Linked DNA regions of Mus musculus: region 2 is linked to region 1. The links are chromatin loops, found by intact Hi-C in ENCODE. Cell type or tissue: heart. All regions are shown on one strand. Links, peaks and the distances in the headings refer to the core of each region. The heading gives the core; the rest is flanking DNA.

Evidence for each region. Peaks named below come from ENCODE experiments on the same cell type or tissue, not always from the same donor. Only the 100,000 strongest peaks of a DNase experiment are listed, where the experiment ranks them.
Region 2: a loop joins it to region 1, with 2.5 times the contacts of the local background. A loop is called at or near these places in 14 of 42 quality-filtered maps.

What each region holds. Positions count from the first base shown.
Region 1 is chr15:84,750,430-84,758,759 of GRCm38, forward strand. Arhgap8 (Rho GTPase activating protein 8) reads left to right here. Exons shown (of 12, transcript NM_001164628.1): 6 at 5,909-6,007; 7 at 6,591-6,701. Among named protein-coding and RNA genes, the nearest start is that of Gm20556, 34 kb to the left of the region's middle. In heart, for the core only: a CTCF peak has its summit at 4,748 (motif pointing right); a DNase peak (open chromatin) is centred at 4,732; H3K4me3 peaks cover 959 bases; H3K27me3 peaks cover 2,088 bases.
Region 2 is chr15:84,920,015-84,928,344 of GRCm38, forward strand. It overlaps Nup50 (nucleoporin 50), which reads left to right and starts at 3,414. Exons shown (of 8, transcript NM_016714.2): 1 at 3,414-3,636; 2 at 7,354-7,432. The coding sequence starts at 7,364. In heart, for the core only: CTCF peaks have their summits at 5,122 (motif pointing left) and 5,797 (motif pointing right); a DNase peak (open chromatin) is centred at 3,167; H3K4me3 peaks cover 3,842 bases; H3K27ac peaks cover 2,478 bases.

The DNA of each region.
Region 1 (8,330 bases), core at 49-8,048:
CAGCAGTCTATTATCAAATGGAAGTGGTATATACGTGATCGGGCCAGAGCAGGTCCTGAAGGCACAAGCAAGTTACATGAAGAAGTTGCTCAAATGCCTATGGTTTCTATTCCTGTTACAATGCCATCTGCTGCCAAGCATGCACCTATAGCCTCATGGGGTGTTCCCTATGATCAACTGACCGAAGAGGAGAAGACTAGAGCCTGGTTTACTGATGGCTCTGCACGTTATGCAGGCACCACCCAGAAGTGGACAGCTGCAGCATTACAACCCCTTTCTGGGACAACCTTGAAAGACACAGGTGAAGGGAAATCTTCACAGTGGGCAGAACTTCGGGCAGTACACATGGTATTACAGTTTGTTTGCAAGAAGAAATGGCCAGATGTACGATTATTCACTGACTCATGGGCTGTAGCCAATGGATTGGCTGGATGGTCAGGGACTTGGAAAGATCACAATTGGAAAATTGGTGAGAAAGACATCTGGGGAAGAAGTATGTGGATAGATCTCTCCAAATGGGCAAAGGATGTGAAGATATTTGTGTCCCATGTAAATGCTCACCAAAAGGTGACTTCAGCCGAGGAGGAGTTCAATAATCAAGTGGATAAGATGACCCGTTCTGTGGACAGTCAGCCTCTCTCCCCAGCCATCCCTGTCATTGCTCAATGGGCACATGAACAAAGTGGCCATGGTGGTCGAGATGGAGGTTATGCTTGGGCTCAGCAACATGGGCTTCCACTCACCAAGGCTGACCTGGCTACAGCTGCTGCTGATTGCCAGATCTGCCAACAGCAGAAACCAACACTGAGCCCCAGATATGGCACCATTCCTCGAGGTGACCAGCCAGCAACCTGGTGGCAGGTTGACTACATTGGACCACTTCCTTCGTGGAAAGGACAGCGTTTTGTTCTTACTGGAGTAGATACTTATTCTGGTTATGGATTTGCCTTTCCTGCACGTAATGCCTCTGCTAAAACCACCATTCACGGACTGACAGAATGCCTCATCTATCGTCATGGTATTCCACACAGTATTGCTTCTGACCAAGGAACTCATTTCACAGCCAGAGAAGTACGACAGTGGGCTCACGATCATGGAATTCACTGGTCTTACCACATTCCCCATCATCCTGAAGCAGCTGGGCTGATAGAAAGATGGAATGGCCTTTTGAAGACGCAGTTACAGCGCCAATTAGGTGGTAACAGCTTGGAAGGCTGGGGCAGAGTTCTTCAGAAGGCAGTATATGCTTTGAATCAGCGCTCGATATATGGTACAGTTTCACCCATAGCCAGGATTCATGGGTCCAGGAATCAAGGGGTGGAAAACGGAATAGTTCCACTTACTATCACTCCTAGTGACCCTCTAGGAAAATTTTTGCTTCCTGTCCCCATAACTCTAGGTTCTGCTGGCTTAGAAGTTTTGGCTCCAGAGAGGGGAGTGCTCCTACCAGGAGCTACAACAAACATTTCATTGAACTGGAAGCTCAGACTTCCCCCTGGTCATTTTGGGCTTCTAATGCCCTTAAACCAACAGGCTAAAAAAGGAATAACAGTGTTAGGAGGGGTGATAGATCCAGATTACCATGGGGAAATTGGATTACCTCTTCACAATGGTGGTAAGCAAGATTATGTCTGGAGTGCAGGAGATCCCTTAGGGCGTCTCTTAGTACTACCATGTCCTGTGATTAAAGTCAATGGGAAACTACAACAGCCTAATCCAAGCAGGATGACAAAGGACGCAGACCCATCAGGAATGAAGGTATGGGTCAATCCTCCAGGAAAAGAGCCAAGACCTGCTGAGGTGCTGGCTGAAGGTGAAGGAAATACAGAATGGGTAGTAGAGGAAGGTAGTTATAAATACCAATTAAGGCCACGTAACCAGTTGCAGAAACGAGGATTATAAAGTAATATGAATGCCCATTGTAAATTTACTAATGCGTTTGCGATTGTACGAGGGATAGTTATATCATGTTAGGCGTATTTACAACCTTGTTATTGTTTCATGTGAACATGAGATATTATTTGTGTCAAGTTGACAAGGGGTGGATTGTAGTGGCTATTCCTGGTTGTCAACTTGACAATATTTGGAATGAACTACAATCCGGAATTGGAAGGCTCACCAGTGACCCTTATCTGGAGGCTTGGAGATCCTTATCTGGATCTTGGTTTGAAGATCTTGAGCCATAGTGGCTATGGATTCCAGAAGATTGAATCTCCGAGTTAAGGAACACACCTTTAATCTGGGCTATGCCTTTCATCTGGGATTAAAGGTGTGGTGGAACACACCTTTAATCTGGGCTACACCTTTTGCTGGAGACAATATAAGGACATTGGAAGAAGGGAGTCTAGCTCTTGCTCTTGCTCCTTCGCCTGCTTGCTGCGTGAGACTGAGTAACTGCTAGATCCTTGGACTTCCATTCACAGCTGCGACTGAACAATTGTTGGGAATTGAGCTGCCGACTGTAAGTCATCAATAAATTCCTTTATTATCTAGAGACTATCCATACGTTCTGTGACTCTAGAGAACCCTGACTAATACACATGGGGACTTCTGTCAGCTCTTTCCAAGTCAGGATTCTTTCTCATTGGCTAATGATTTCTCTGCCAGTATCAGGAATTGCTACAAGGGACTGTAAGACCTGCCTCTTCGGGGACCCCTGGGGCATCTTCATTTCCTCTCCATTTAGCCACAAGCATCAGGCACAAACTGCACCCAGCCACATGGTGAGTGGGTGAGCTTTATTCAGGCGGGTAGGGACACTCAGGCGAGGGAACGTATTCAGAGAGGAAGTGACAGCATCCTTCCTGGTCAGCCAGGAGGACTCAGGAAGAGAGGGCACACACATAGTGAGTGGTCACATGGCCCTCAAAACCTTTTGCTGCCTCCTCCTCCTCTTCTGTCATATCCTCCTGACCCTTCCCATTTGTTGATATCTACCTACAGTGGCTCAAAAGTCCACAGCCAAAAGGAACGTTCATGTTGTGCCCTGTGTATAGGTGAGAATGCAGGACAGAGACAAGGGCGGGCATCACATCCTTTCTCCCCACTCCCCTCTGACTTCAGCAGCCCAGCCCACCAAGTCACCAAGTGCATGGAAAACTCCAGTCTTCCTGCATCCCCCACCTCCTACCTATCCTCCTTGAGGGTTCAGTTCTCGAGTCTCCATCACTCAGACGCAGTCACACTGTTGGTATCAGATCCCTCTTCACTGGACAATGAGCGACCCTAAAGGTCATTCAGGTCCCAGAGCCTGCAAATCGGTCACGTTCCACAGCACAGGAGTTATGCCGACAAGATTAAGCTGAGGAGTTGCAAACAGAAGACACTTGGAATGTTCTCCAGGCGAGAGGTGAACAATGGGGTCCTTAGAGTAGCCTTTCCCAGCACTGTAGGGGAAGAAGCTTAAAGGGGCCGTGCTGCTGGCTTCGAGGATGGAAGCAGGAGTCCCACACAAAGGGTCGCAGGCACCTTTAAGAACTAGAAGAATTAAGGGGGCCACAGCCCTGCCCGCCCATGGTCTTCCCCACTGACCTGGACCCCATGGAGGGTATGCTGGTGCCATTTCAAGCTGTTTCTTTTGCTCCGGGTCCCTGACAGCTGCCTGGGGACCACCCATCTATAACCTAGGACCCCAGGACCCCACCAGTACATGTTCTTGAATGTCTGCCTGCATTGATGTGTGTGCTTACGCTACACATTCCTATTCAGTGTGTATGTTCATTTGCATTCACAGAAGCACACACACACACACACACACACACACACATGCACACACTCCATCAGTGGCTCCTGGAAAGTGCTGCGACCTTGCCTCACCTCACCTCAAGTCCCATCCCACACTTCACCTGGCCTATAGTTCAACGTGCCTTCCCCACAGCCCTCATGTTCTATGGAACGTAGCATGCACCACCATGCCTGGTTTGTTCTAGAATATTTTTAACTCTCCTTTGGGGGTTGAATTATCAAGTCACCTTATGTTATACACCAAACCATCTTATGTCTTTCAGCCATGCCTTCTCTACCTCTAAACAGGGGAGGTCAGTGCTCAGAGAGGTCATACAGCTTCCATAGGTCACACAGCTTGTGAAGGACTCTGGACTGGGATCTAAGGACAGAATGAAACCTGAACACAGGATGAAGTGTGTACTCACACACACTTGAACTTGGATCCTGAGCACTGTCCCGACTCTTCCAGCAGCTGTGGGTGTGGCACAAGTCTTGCCCTATGCCTGTGCTGGCATTCCTGACTGAGCTGCTCAAGGCCCTTCCGCCAGTGTAAAAGGCCAGATGGGTCATGTCTACTTACCCTCGCTAATCCTAGGGTCCAGCGGGTGCCTGGCTTAAAAGCAATCGTCAGACAGCTACAGAGAGAAAGGTGGTGTGTGGCTCCTGAGTGGGCAGGTGTGACATGGGAGGTCCCCAGAGTGCTGAAGCAGATGTTACTGTCTAGAAAGTTCCACAGGACAGCTAGGTCCTTAGTAGGCTCAGTGGGCTCTTCCTGTCCATACACACAAAAAAAACCATTAATAGCACTTCATACCCCAGAGGAAACCTTAATGTCCCCAGAGCAGAGGCAAAACTGTCCCCGAGTTGTCTGTTATCTGAACAGATAGGTGAGGATGCCCCATAAGACCTGTCCCAACCCTTTCCTCAGGGCCTAGGGCCTGCATTCTTTCCCCAGATAAGGCTCCCTGGCTCCCTTGCTCATGGCTGGAATCTGGCCCCCAGGTCTGATCCACTCTTGTCCACAAGAGGGAGCCAGTGCACAGGCCTTGACCTCCCTTGGGGTGTGGGAACTGTTTTAGGTTGGACCCGGAATTCTACTCCACTCACAGGGGTGTCCCATCTATCAGATCCCCTGTGGTCTTGTTTTGTTTGAGCAGCGGTAAGTTAGATAATCTTAATTTCATATTATCTACAATGTGGAGCACACATGGGTTGTTTTAACTGCAGCAGAATCTGGCACTGCTGAGCACAGAACTTGCCTTTTCTCATCATTGCAATGTCTACTTACAATGGTTCAAGTTCACAGTCTGTATCAGTGGGACCCAGGCCTTGGCAGATCACCAGCCTTATCCTGGACCCCTGGGAGAGAATAGAAAGGCTGGCAGAGGCCATGTCTCCCCATGGCCTGAAGCATCCCTGGAGAGTCTCCCAAGGTCCCTGCCCTTTGGTCTGTCAGGGAGAGGAGATGGCCCAACACAAAACAATTACTCATCTCGGACCATAGTGACTTCAGACATGCAGGCTCGGCTCACTGGTCCTCTGAGCTGGCACATAGTTATGGTCAGTATCAAAGTCAACCTGGCAGTATGGAGAATCACATGGGAGAGGGGTCTCTGGGCATGTCTGTGAGCAGTTATCCTATTAATTGAAGCGGGAAGACCTGTACCATGTGGGTGGGACCATTCCCCTGGCAGCAGATCCTGGGTTGTATAAAGAGAGAAAGGAACTGAGCAGTGGTATACGTGTGTGCATCGTCTGCTGGCCTGGACATAGATGACCTGCTGCTTCGAGCACCTCCTACGTTGACATCACTGCCATGATGGGAGTGTTGCTTGAACTTTGAGCTGAAATAAGTCCTTTCCCCCTTAAGTTGTCTTTGTGCAGTATGTAAATTCACAACCAGTTCAAAGTAGAGGCATAATTATTTTATGCATGCGAGCCTCTAGGGCCTGTGGCATATTCTGGGTGTCAGTGCATGCTCTGTCTTTTGTTTGTTTGTTTGTTTGTTTGGGGAGGGGGAGGTTCAAGACGAGGTTTGTCTGGGTAACAGCCTGGCTGTCCTGGAACTCTGTAGACCTGGCTGGCCTTGAATTTACAGAGAACCACTTGCCCCTGCTTTCTGAGTGCTGGGATTAGAGACCTGCCCCCTCAACATTTTATTCTCTTGCTTCTCCTTCCTCAGTCACAAGTTTGGGAAAAAAGTCACCTACTGCAGCAACCTGCGTGAGCTCCGAGAACACCTTCAGTGCGACCAGCTGCTCATCCCCCCGGAAGTAGTGCGGTGAGGGCCCGCCCCCGCCCCCGCCCCGCCCCGCCCCTGCCCCGCATGGCTCTGGGGTCCGGTATCCACGTACATACATGAGGGAGAGCAAACCACGAAGGCTGCATACAGTACAAGTACAAACTGATTAAAAACACATCCAGGCACGGGTTTGCCGTTCTGCTTCTGAGCCGGATATGAAAGGGGTTCCCTGGTGTGCTGGTGAGCCGTGTGTGGAATGAAATGTTCTAGGAGTGGCAGGCGCGGGGGATTCGGGAAGACAGCTAGCGGGCGTTTCATTCAGCTCCTGCTGAATGCCCCACTGAGTGTCTGGCAAGCCGGAACGCAGGGTCAATGAGCAGAAACTCCGTGGCTTCAGGCCTGTGCCAGGCAGGCCAGCTCCAGTGAAGCTCCTGAGCCTGGTCTTCACTTCTCTCTGAGGATGCGGCGCCCTGCCCCGGGATGCCTGAAACTTACAGAGGTAGAATATGTGGGTTTCCTATTGATGCGGATGGGGCTTAGTCTCCACATAGCACTTGGAGATGACTTCTATGGCTAAAAGGCTGTCCCCCTGTGAGGTGACACTCTCCTGTTGTGTCCATAGGTATGACGAGAAACTGCAAAACCTGCACAAAGGTCAACCGCCCCCGCCCACCAAGACACCGCCACCTCGGCCGCCTCTGCCCACCCAGCAGTTTGGCGTCAGCCTGCAATAGTAAGTAAAGGAGAGATACTCTGCCCTCCTGAGCAGTGGGACCCCTCTCTGTCCAAAGAGGTTACCCCAGGCCTCTGCCTCCTGCCTACAGGAGAGATAAAGGTTCAAGTCCCCTCTGAGGTGGAGTGGCCGCTGCTCCATGTGTACCTGGGCAGAGGACAAGAGCTTTTCGGCCACCCTTCAGTTCTGGCTCCCTGCTCTTTGGGCCTTTCCTGTCATCTTCCAAGTGAGACATGCTCGAGGGACTTTGATCTTTGGTGGATCTGTCATTTCCTACCTGTTTACCAGGCCAGCTTCATTCACGTGCATCTTGGGCCCCTCCCCCAGAAGCCTTCCCCAGTATCCCATCACAGCATCCCCAGTCCAGGTTCTTATGTGCCCCACCCTCTGGGTCATGAGTTTGTCCCTCTTTGGGTCTCATGCCCTGGTAGTAGACCTGGCCGACATAAATCCAAGGCGATGTTTTATCCTAAAGAAGCTGAAGCGGTCAGGCCACCCACAGCACACTCGGGAAGAGCTGGACACTTCAGTTGCTTTGTGTGAGAGACCCGCACGAGGTTTGATTTTAGGTCCACGAGGAGCTGGGCACCCTGGGAAGAGTTTAAGGGAAATCTGTTGGGGATGTAAGTTTGTCCCTGTGCTTCCTGGGCTACCAGGACAGGATTCCTCTTGTCCTCTTGTAGACGCTGGGATAAGACCCATCCAAATGCTCTCACGGTCTGCAGTGCATGTGTAGAAAACAAAATATGCCCAGTGGATGTCACATCCTAACCTCCCCAGTACCTGTGGCTGCAACTGGCTGGCAGGAAGGATTTTGCAGATGTGAGCAGCGTCTTGAGATGGGAGCTAACTGGGACACTTTGGTGAGCCCAGGGTAGCCCCTTGGGTTATATAAGCAAGAGTCTGTAAAGCTGCAAAAACAAAGAGAATATCCCAGAGCCTCCAGGTCCTCCCCCACCCCACACACACACCTATTCTAGACTGTAAGGTAAATCAGGGTATTGTTTTAAGCTAATTAGTGATGACAGCCATCGGGAAGCATCCTGAGGTGGTGAGGTGGCTGTCACATGCTTCTGTACCTGTCAGCTAGGGAGGTGTGATAAAGCAGTGTTCTCTGAGTGGATGGAGCAGGATGCGTCCCCAGGGGAGCACCTTGGGATATCACAAAGAGGACTGCTGTTCCTCCGAGTATCTCCCTGGATCTCCACTGTCTGATGGAGTTTTCTGTTGTGACGGGCGTGGTCTGCTGGACCAACTCCAGGTTGAGTGAGCACATGGCTACTTCCTGTCTTAACAGCTTCAGTAGCACCTGTGCCTGCTCCTGGGTCACACAGTACCTCCCCACCCAGCCACACGTTCTCAGAGAGAAAAATGCAGTAAATGGTGAAATAGTCCCCCTCCCCCCCAAACTAGAACACAAACTTGCCACTAAAGAGTACTTCCTTTTCATGGGTTATGAAAGTTTGCTGCTGTAACTCCCTGGTGGTCCACACATCATAGATGCTACGCTACCCCAAAGGCAGGGGAGAGCAGGTGCCTGCAGTAACTACAATGCCCTCTAGGGGTCGCTGGTGAGAGCTCATCACTGCGGCACCAGGCCATCAAGAGACAAATTTTCACAATGTTTCT
Region 2 (8,330 bases), core at 222-8,221, 170 kb after region 1:
GCCATAACAAATAATCACACCAAAGGGGGGGGGGGGTCAAAATCCAGCTAAGAAAACACAAAATATTGTAGTTTGTGTGCCCAGCATCTGCAACCTTGAATGTAAGGTTCTGGACTCCCAAGGGCTTACGTAGCAAAGTCTTTAAAAGAATGGTTAGTCTTATACCTTAAATATGGTAATGTAGATTTATGAGACATAACCACTGACATCTCAATAGATACTACATTTCATTATAAAGAAATGGCAAACAAAAAAAACAAAACAAGAAAACAAAACAAATTAAAAGCCGGGCAGTGGTGGCCCACGGCTTTAATCCCAGCACTTGGGAGGCAGAGGAAGGCGGATTTCTGAGTTCGAGGCCAGCCTGGTCTACAGAGTGAGTTCCAGGACAGCCAGAGCTACACAGAGAAACCCTGTCTCAAAAAAAAAAAAAAAAAAAACCAAAAAAAGAAATAGGAGAAAACACAGTATCTGCTTTCTATATGCACAAACATGTTTTTAACAGGACAAAAACGTCAGTTACAGACCTCTTTTCTGTAAGGTCACATGGCCACCGTTGGTATTCACAACTGCCTTCCTGTACTACCTATTCTGTATTTCCTCCACCCTCAGCAAGCACATTAGTGAGTCTTGGTTCTTTACCTGGAGTTAGGGAGACCCATATCTTCATTACTGAAGGATCTGGGCAATCTAATCATCCTGTCTGGGTTGGGCTGTTGTAGTTTCCCAGAGTTTAATCACAGGACATGGAACACAAAAGAGATGCCCTGAAGACACATCCCTGTATGTTGGGTTTCCCTAATGCTTATGCATGTCCACAATACCTGCAGATACAAAATCTTACGATGAGTTAAGTCATTTCTCTCTTTTTCAAATCTTAATTTTTGAATATGAATGTTTTGAACTTCCAGTGTTGTGTATCCATCAGATAAGACTGCTGCTCAGACATGAGTTTAAGCCAATACAAACTCTCTTAGCTGACCAGTAACCTTGCTGGGTGTTCAGAATCCCAGCGTAGCCCAAAGTCTTACTCAGGGCGAGTTAAGCACGGACAACAATCTGGGTTGACATACTTCAGTTGAGCTGGGTGACTACATTTAGAAACTATGAAGTATGTATGGCCTTTGATGGCCGTGGTCATTGTTTTCATTTTACCAAGTGGTGCTGCTTGCTGAGTTTCATGGCCTGAATGGTACCACCATCAATGGAGTCTGTTGTGTTAACGTCCGGGATCCTGTTATGGAGGGTTGTGAGCTGTCACGTGAATTCTGAGAACTGAACCTGGATCCCCTGAAAGAACAAGTGCTTTTAAACACCGAGTCACTCCAGTCTGCTCAAGGCTCTTATATTAAGTGGCACAGTATTCACATGAAGTATTTTACTTGCAGGTTTTGCTGTTGGAGAGAGGATCTCACCTGATCCTTCAACATGGCCTTGAACTTGCAATCATGTCCCAGTTCCTAGATTACCCAAACTGCCTATAACCTGAAAGAATTCCGGGCAGGTTTCACACGGACATCTCACTCCAATGAATTCGGCTTGCAGCTAGGTTTTTGTTCCTCAGTACTGAGTGGTGGAATTAAAGGTGTGGACTACTACTTCCAGTTTACTTAGGTTTCCTTTTGCAGTACTACGGCCTCACAGGCGCTAGGCAGATACTTTACCACTGAACACCCCCAACCCTTTCTGGTTCTTCATTTGGTTGCTTTTTGGTAGTTGTGTTTTTGTTTGCTTTTGAGACAGGGTCTCAATATGTGAGGCTGGCCATCTTGGAACTATGAAGATCAAGCTAGCCTGGAATTCAGAGATCTGCCTCTGTACTGGGATTTAATCAAGTACTGGGATTAAAATGAGCACCACTATGACCAGCCAGTTTTGTATTTTTATTTATTTTTGGGAGAGGGTCTAAGTTGCTCAGGCACGCTCAACATAGATTTGAATTTTATCTGTGGCCCAGAATAGGCCTTAAAGTTTTGATTCTCCTGCCTCAACTGTCTGAATAGCTGTGATTGTGGGTCTGGTCTGTATTAATGAGGATCTTCTTGTTACTCTGGCTGGCCTGGGCTGATCCTCTTGCCTCAGCCTTCCAGTAACTGTGACTTTAGTTGAAAATGCCCATGACCTGACTGACTTCAGATACTTAAATTATCTCTGGAGTACTTATAGCACTAAATATGACGTTAACGACATAGCTGAAATGTGTAGAGAATGACAAGAAAAATACCTTGCATGTATTTAACACAAATTTTCAGAAGACACTTCATTGGCAGTCAGTTGAATCAAGAACAAATGTGTGCATTAAATGCGATCTGGCTTTTTCTCTTTCACTCTGCTGGATCTGGGGGAACTGAATTTAGGGCTTTCCTCGTGCTAGCCAAGTACTCTACCACCGTGCCAGCTAGTCTCCTTTTGCAGTTCTTGCAGATCGATGGATGAAACACCCTGAAAATAAGGGACTTGACTTCTCCCTTGGAACCCCCTTTGTCCTCTCTCAAAAGTTTGGAACTATTGCTCTAGAAATGCTAGTTTCTCTGAGACCCGTTTCCGGATGGTTAAGGATGGGTCTGACATTCTGGTTCACATTCTCGTTAAAACTCAAGCAGAAGAATTAGACCAACCGGAATCCCTTCTTAAACAACTGAACCGCTTTAGAGTGCTGTAGTCAGCTAAAAGCACACAAAACACGAGTCCTGGTCCAGGACGCATACGGTTCGTCCCGCAGCTGAATCCCTCCGGGGACTTCATCTCCTGTGGGCCCTAGCTGGTCCTGCAGCTTGGGGCAAATTTACAGCTCCCAACGAGGAAATCTGTGGACATCTATCATAAAGCAGCAATTGGGGCAGGTGACCTTTAGAGTCCGTCCCGCAGGGCTCTCCAGCCCCATGTCGGGAAGAGCTACCACAAGCTTCCAAGTCTCCGCAGACTGAGATCCACCCTCCCCAAGGCCCGTCCACGTGAGAATCACGTTGCACCCGCCTCGTGCTCCCCCCAGATCCACGGCCAGTCTCCTCAGCCACCCACCACACCATCGGAGGCCTCCAAAGTCACTGACCACAACGCCTCCCGCTAGTGTCTCGGCAGCGATTGGCGCGCGAACCTCCTCAAACTGGGACGGCGGCCGACACGTGACCAACGTGCTTAACCCGCGTTTGACAGTGGCTTTGGCTCCCGGCCCGCTGCCCGCGCTCCCTGTGCGCACGCGCGAGCTCCAATGGTCCTCCCGGCGACTGTTTCTAGGGCGGGCTTGCGCATGCGCCGCGCGACCCAAGTGGCCCTCAGGAGAAGGGGCCGGCGGCGGAGGCTCCGACGCGCATGCGCAGTAGCTGGATGCGGGCGTCGCTTGCCTCTTCCCCCTCCCCCTCTCTTTTCCCTCCGATTGGTTCGGAGGCGTCCATTCGAGTTACAAGATGGCGGCCCCGGGCGCTCTCTTCACCGTTCTGTAGCAGCTTCGGGCTGAGCGGATGTCTCTTCTTGTCCTCAGTGTCGGACTCAGAGACACACGGCTCCCGAGTTCTGCTGATCACGAAGTTCCCGGAGGCGCTCGACGCACCGGAATCTCCCAGCGGCCGCGACCGCCGCCTCGGCCCTGCTCGCCGCGGCGCCGGGACTCCAGCGTGATCGGCGGCGGCAGTCAAGGTAGGTGAGGGCCGGGCAGGCCAGGAGGGCGGGGCGGCGGCCGCCTTGGCGACGCGGCGGGCTGTTTGTGAAGCCGGACCGGGCCGGGCCTGCCGGGCGAGCCGCCTGGCAGTGGAAGGCTCGGCTGAGCGCGGGCCTCGGCCCCAGCGGAGGTAGGCGGCGGTGGCAGGGCCGCCCTGGCCCAACCCTGGCTGGCCTTCGCCCCTTACATGTCGTCTCCCCGGCTGTTCGGTCCCCCGGTGCCCTCACCGAGTTTCCAGGCCGTTGGTCACCCGGGTTCGTCCAGGGCCACTTTTGAGGTTTGGGCTTTTCCGGGGCGTTATAGTGACCTCGATCGGCTCCTGGTGTTTTCCTGTGAAAGTCATCTCTTGACCGCAGAGTTGTGCGGGTGCGCACACCGCAGGAAGCGGCCCGATCGTGAATAATTCACACACACACACACACACACACACACACACCATCACCATCCCCTGTCAACACACACACACACCCCGTCCCCCGGCAACTTCCTAGCTTCATATCTTAAAAGCATTTCGTGGAGCCATTTTACCCACAAACGCAGACATTTGGCAAAGTCTTCCGGGCAGCTGTTGTAAGTCATTTATTACAGGGATTAAATTTCCCCGGTAACATATTGGTAGAAGCTTATCTAGTACGTACGAGACCCTGGATCCTGTCCCCACCGCTTTAAAAGAAAAATAAAACAGAAAAGCTTTAATAACAACAATAATAGCTGGCAGATAAGTCTCAAGTGCCAGGCCTTGTTCCAGATAATTTGCAGAGTTGTGTTTAACTATGGAATGTGAAATAAGTAGGTATTTGGTGCTTTAAAAAAAAAAGTATGTATCTCCTATGTTGGCCTTGAACTTGTTCTATGGCTTAGACTGGCCTCAAACTGTCATCCTGCTTCAGCCTCCCTCTACCATCACCCGGGTTGGTGAAATGTGTTTTAAAAGTTTAGCCTATAGTAGTAGTTACTTTTCCCTCTACAGCTTTTGAGTTTTGGAGTAAAAATAGGGGTTATTTTTGTTACTATTTTGACAGGACACTTCCTCTGTTTGAGGCACTCTTCTAAGCTATGCCATCTTAGTTTTCATAGCAGTCCCTCTGTCCCACAGATAATCATTCGCCAAACCCGATTGCCCAGGCTCGCTCAGCTTGTCCTGGAAGCTAGCAATAGCATCTTGTATTTTCTCAAATAAGTAATGCCTCGGACCACTGAATCAACAACAGATCTATGAGCCAGGTAGGTTTGGGACATTTTAGAGTCATCAGGAAACAAAACTAGAATTCCTGGCCTCTGACTCATCTGAGTAAAGTGTGAAATGGCAGCGGCAGCATTCGTTTGTTTTAGTCTGTCAGGTACTCTTTAGTTTCAAGTCTGAGCTAGACAGTTTAAATGCGTTTCCCACTATTCCTTTTGTCCACATCTTAAAACAGTAAATCTAGCAGGGTCACTGCTTACCTCTTTTGCCCTCTGGTGGTGATGTTAGGTAATGATTAGAAAAATTTCCCTAGGGATCCAGAGACCTCACCTGTGAACAGTTCTGTAAAGAACGCTATTTCTGATAAGATTAATTTTGCAGCGGTTTGGGAGAGGAGTTAAAAAGAGACGGTTCCCAGTTACTGATATTTATTAAAACTCATGCTGTATATTTTAGAATCTTCATTTTTAAAATCATTCATTCTGTAATCAGAAAACGTGCCTGTAAGAGAAAAATGTAAAAGGTTGGAATGTTTCGAAAGCTGGAGCCCTGCACGTCAGATATTGGAAGGCTTTGGAATTTATGATTTCAAACTTACTCTGTAGTTGCTAATCTGCTGTAGAGCATTAAGCGATGGGTAAGTTTGTATCTAATGACTGTTCCAGGCCTACTCTGGTGGGATGTTGTGCTGAGGGTAAATGAATGGAGAAAGTATCAGGAAGGAGTACCTACTGCCAGCCTGGGCAAGTACCCTCGCTGCTAAAGCTGCTCTGAAGAGATGAAACAGTGCTTAGAACAAAACCCTCCAAGCTCCTGTCTCTCTCTCTGTCTCTCTGTCTCTCTCTCTGTCTCTCTCTCTGTCTCTCTCTCTGTCTCTCTCTCTGTCTCTCTCTCTCTCTCTCTCTCTCTCTGTGTGTGTGTACAGTGCCTGTGCAGGACAGTAGAGGGCACTAGATCCCCTGTAACTCCCAACAGGAATATGAGCTGCCTGACATGGGTGCTGGAACTGACTTGGGTCCTTTGCAAGAGTAATAATGTGTGCTCTTAACTGCTGGGCTATTATCTCCCTAGCCCCTGTTATTGCTATTTCTAAAAGGCAAGGCATTTTTTTTCTGGAAACAGGTTTTCTCTGTGTAGCCCTGGCTGTCCTAGAACTTATTCTGTAGACTAGCCTGGCCTTAAACTCACAGAGATCCACCTACCTCTATCTCCTGAGTCCTGGGGTTAAAGGTGTATGCCACCTTGCCTGGCTCTTGTTACTACCACTACTACTGCTGCTGCTGCTATTATTATTATTATTAATTTGTGCTTGCTCACCCGTGGAAGCCAGAAAAGTTAGTTAGATACCCCAAGAGTTGGAGTTACAGGTACTTGGGAGCTGCTGTTGGGTATTCGGAATCCAACACTAACTTCACGAGAGCAGTGTGCTTTCTCGCCTGTCCGGTCATCTCTCCAGCCTTGATGCTGTATATTTGAAGCAATTTATATTATCAGTTGCAACCACATCCATAGCACCTAAATTTTTAAATTTGTAATGTCTTAGCTTTGCACAATTAATTTGCTTAATTCAGGCAATTAATTGTTAATTGGGAGCCATTTCTATTAATTGTAGCCTTGAGAAAACTACTCATGTTGCAAAAGTATTTCTCAGGCATTATTAAAATCCTTACCCAAGAATAAACTTCTGAATCATCTTTATATTTTAAATATTAAGAGTGCTCATGGCTCTCTTGCTGTCTCTTGCTCTTTCCCTTCCCCCCCTCCCATGTGCTCCTGGCCAGCCTCTCTTCCTCTCTTCCTCTCTCTCTCTCTCTCTCTCTCTCTCTCTCTCTCTCCTTTTCTCTGCCTCTACTACCCTCTCGACTCCCCTCCCCATGTCCTGAATAAACCCTATTCTATACTTAAAAAAAAAAAAAGAATGCTTATGGCAAGGATATTTGCATTGACATAAGGACTTTACGTACAATATACTACTTAAATACTATAGCTCTTGCAAGATCAATAGATGTTTGGCAAGGTAAGTGGAAAAAAATATAGATGTTTGTCTTAATTTTGTGAATGGAGTTGGTTTCCTGTTGAAAGAGAGGGCTGGTGTCCCTCAGGTGTCTTTGCCTGCTCTGTAGCCCTGTGTTGAGGATTTGATGCTGGAGGCCCATGGCCGCGGTGAAGCTCTCACTACAGCGCTTTTTTTCCATCAGCACCAGGGGTATGCTCACCACATTTTATGCTGGACTAGGATTTTTTTAATTACTTGTAATAAAAATTTTTAATTAAAAAAGTAAAATTAACTTCCCCGAACTTCATATTTTCCTGAATTTCTTACTGTGTTTCCTTCCCTTTGAGCCAAACCCTCTAAGTCTCATTTGCTTAAAATCTGTTAATTGCTTTTTCTTATACGTCTCTATTTTGTGGTTTTATTACACAATAAGTGAAAACTGCAACAAAAATGTATTTGTAACAGTTACTCTGGTGTAGAAAAGCAAACATCTTATTTCTGTTTCCTGTCATCTAGGTTCACAAAAATGGCGAAGAGAGTTGCGGAGAAGGAGTTGACTGACAGGAACTGGGATGAGGAAGACGAAGTTGAAGAGGTACAGAGCCGCTCCCTTTGTCTCTTGCTGTCTGTGTCTCAGCTCATGTTACTTTTCTTGGTGAAGACTATGCTAGAACTTAAAAACCTTCAAGAAAACACAGCGGGAGAGGTTTGGTTCCTGGTGAGCTGTGGGTGTTTGCTGTACTGTAGCAATGTGTTCTTTGTGTGTGAGCATGCTGTTCTGTTAGTGTGCGTTTGTCATTAGTCTGTAGAAGCAAGAGTCACCCGCAGCATCCTCTGCTGTGTTTCGAGTGGTCTAGTCATGACTAGGAGGCAGGTTACAGGAGCTCGCCAGCTGCAGTTCTTACCTCGGTCAGCTCCCTACGGTCCCTCACTCCAGTGTTTCTCATACTTCACTGTTAGCTGTTCTGATGCTAAGTCTGTGCCCGGCAATTGCACTGATTTCATAGAATTTACATCAGTGTCATTTTTTACCAGCAAAAAGTAAAGTTGTCTTCTGTGAGGAAACTTTGCATATCTAGGTCTCTTGAACAGGTTGATAGTCCTAGGCCAGTCCACTAGGCAGAGTCATCGCAAAGCTAACTCCAGCTCTGAAGCACACAGGGAAGGGAAGAAGGCGGCAAGGAGTAGTGCTCTGCAGCTGTATTTGCAGGCTGGTGTCTTCCTTTTTGGTACTGATAGATGCTGATATGTTTGGGGACCAAAGCACTGATGTTATTGTTTTTACAGAACCGTTAGCTGACTTGGTCTTTTTTTTTCTTTTCTTTTTTTTTTTTTAAGATTTATTATTATATCTAAGTACACTGTAGCTGTCTTCAGATGCACTAGAAGAGGGTGTCAGATCTCATTACAGATGGTTGTGAGCCACCATGTGGTTGCTGGGATTTGAACTAAGGACCTTCGGAAGAGCAGTCGGTGCTCTTAACCACTGAGCC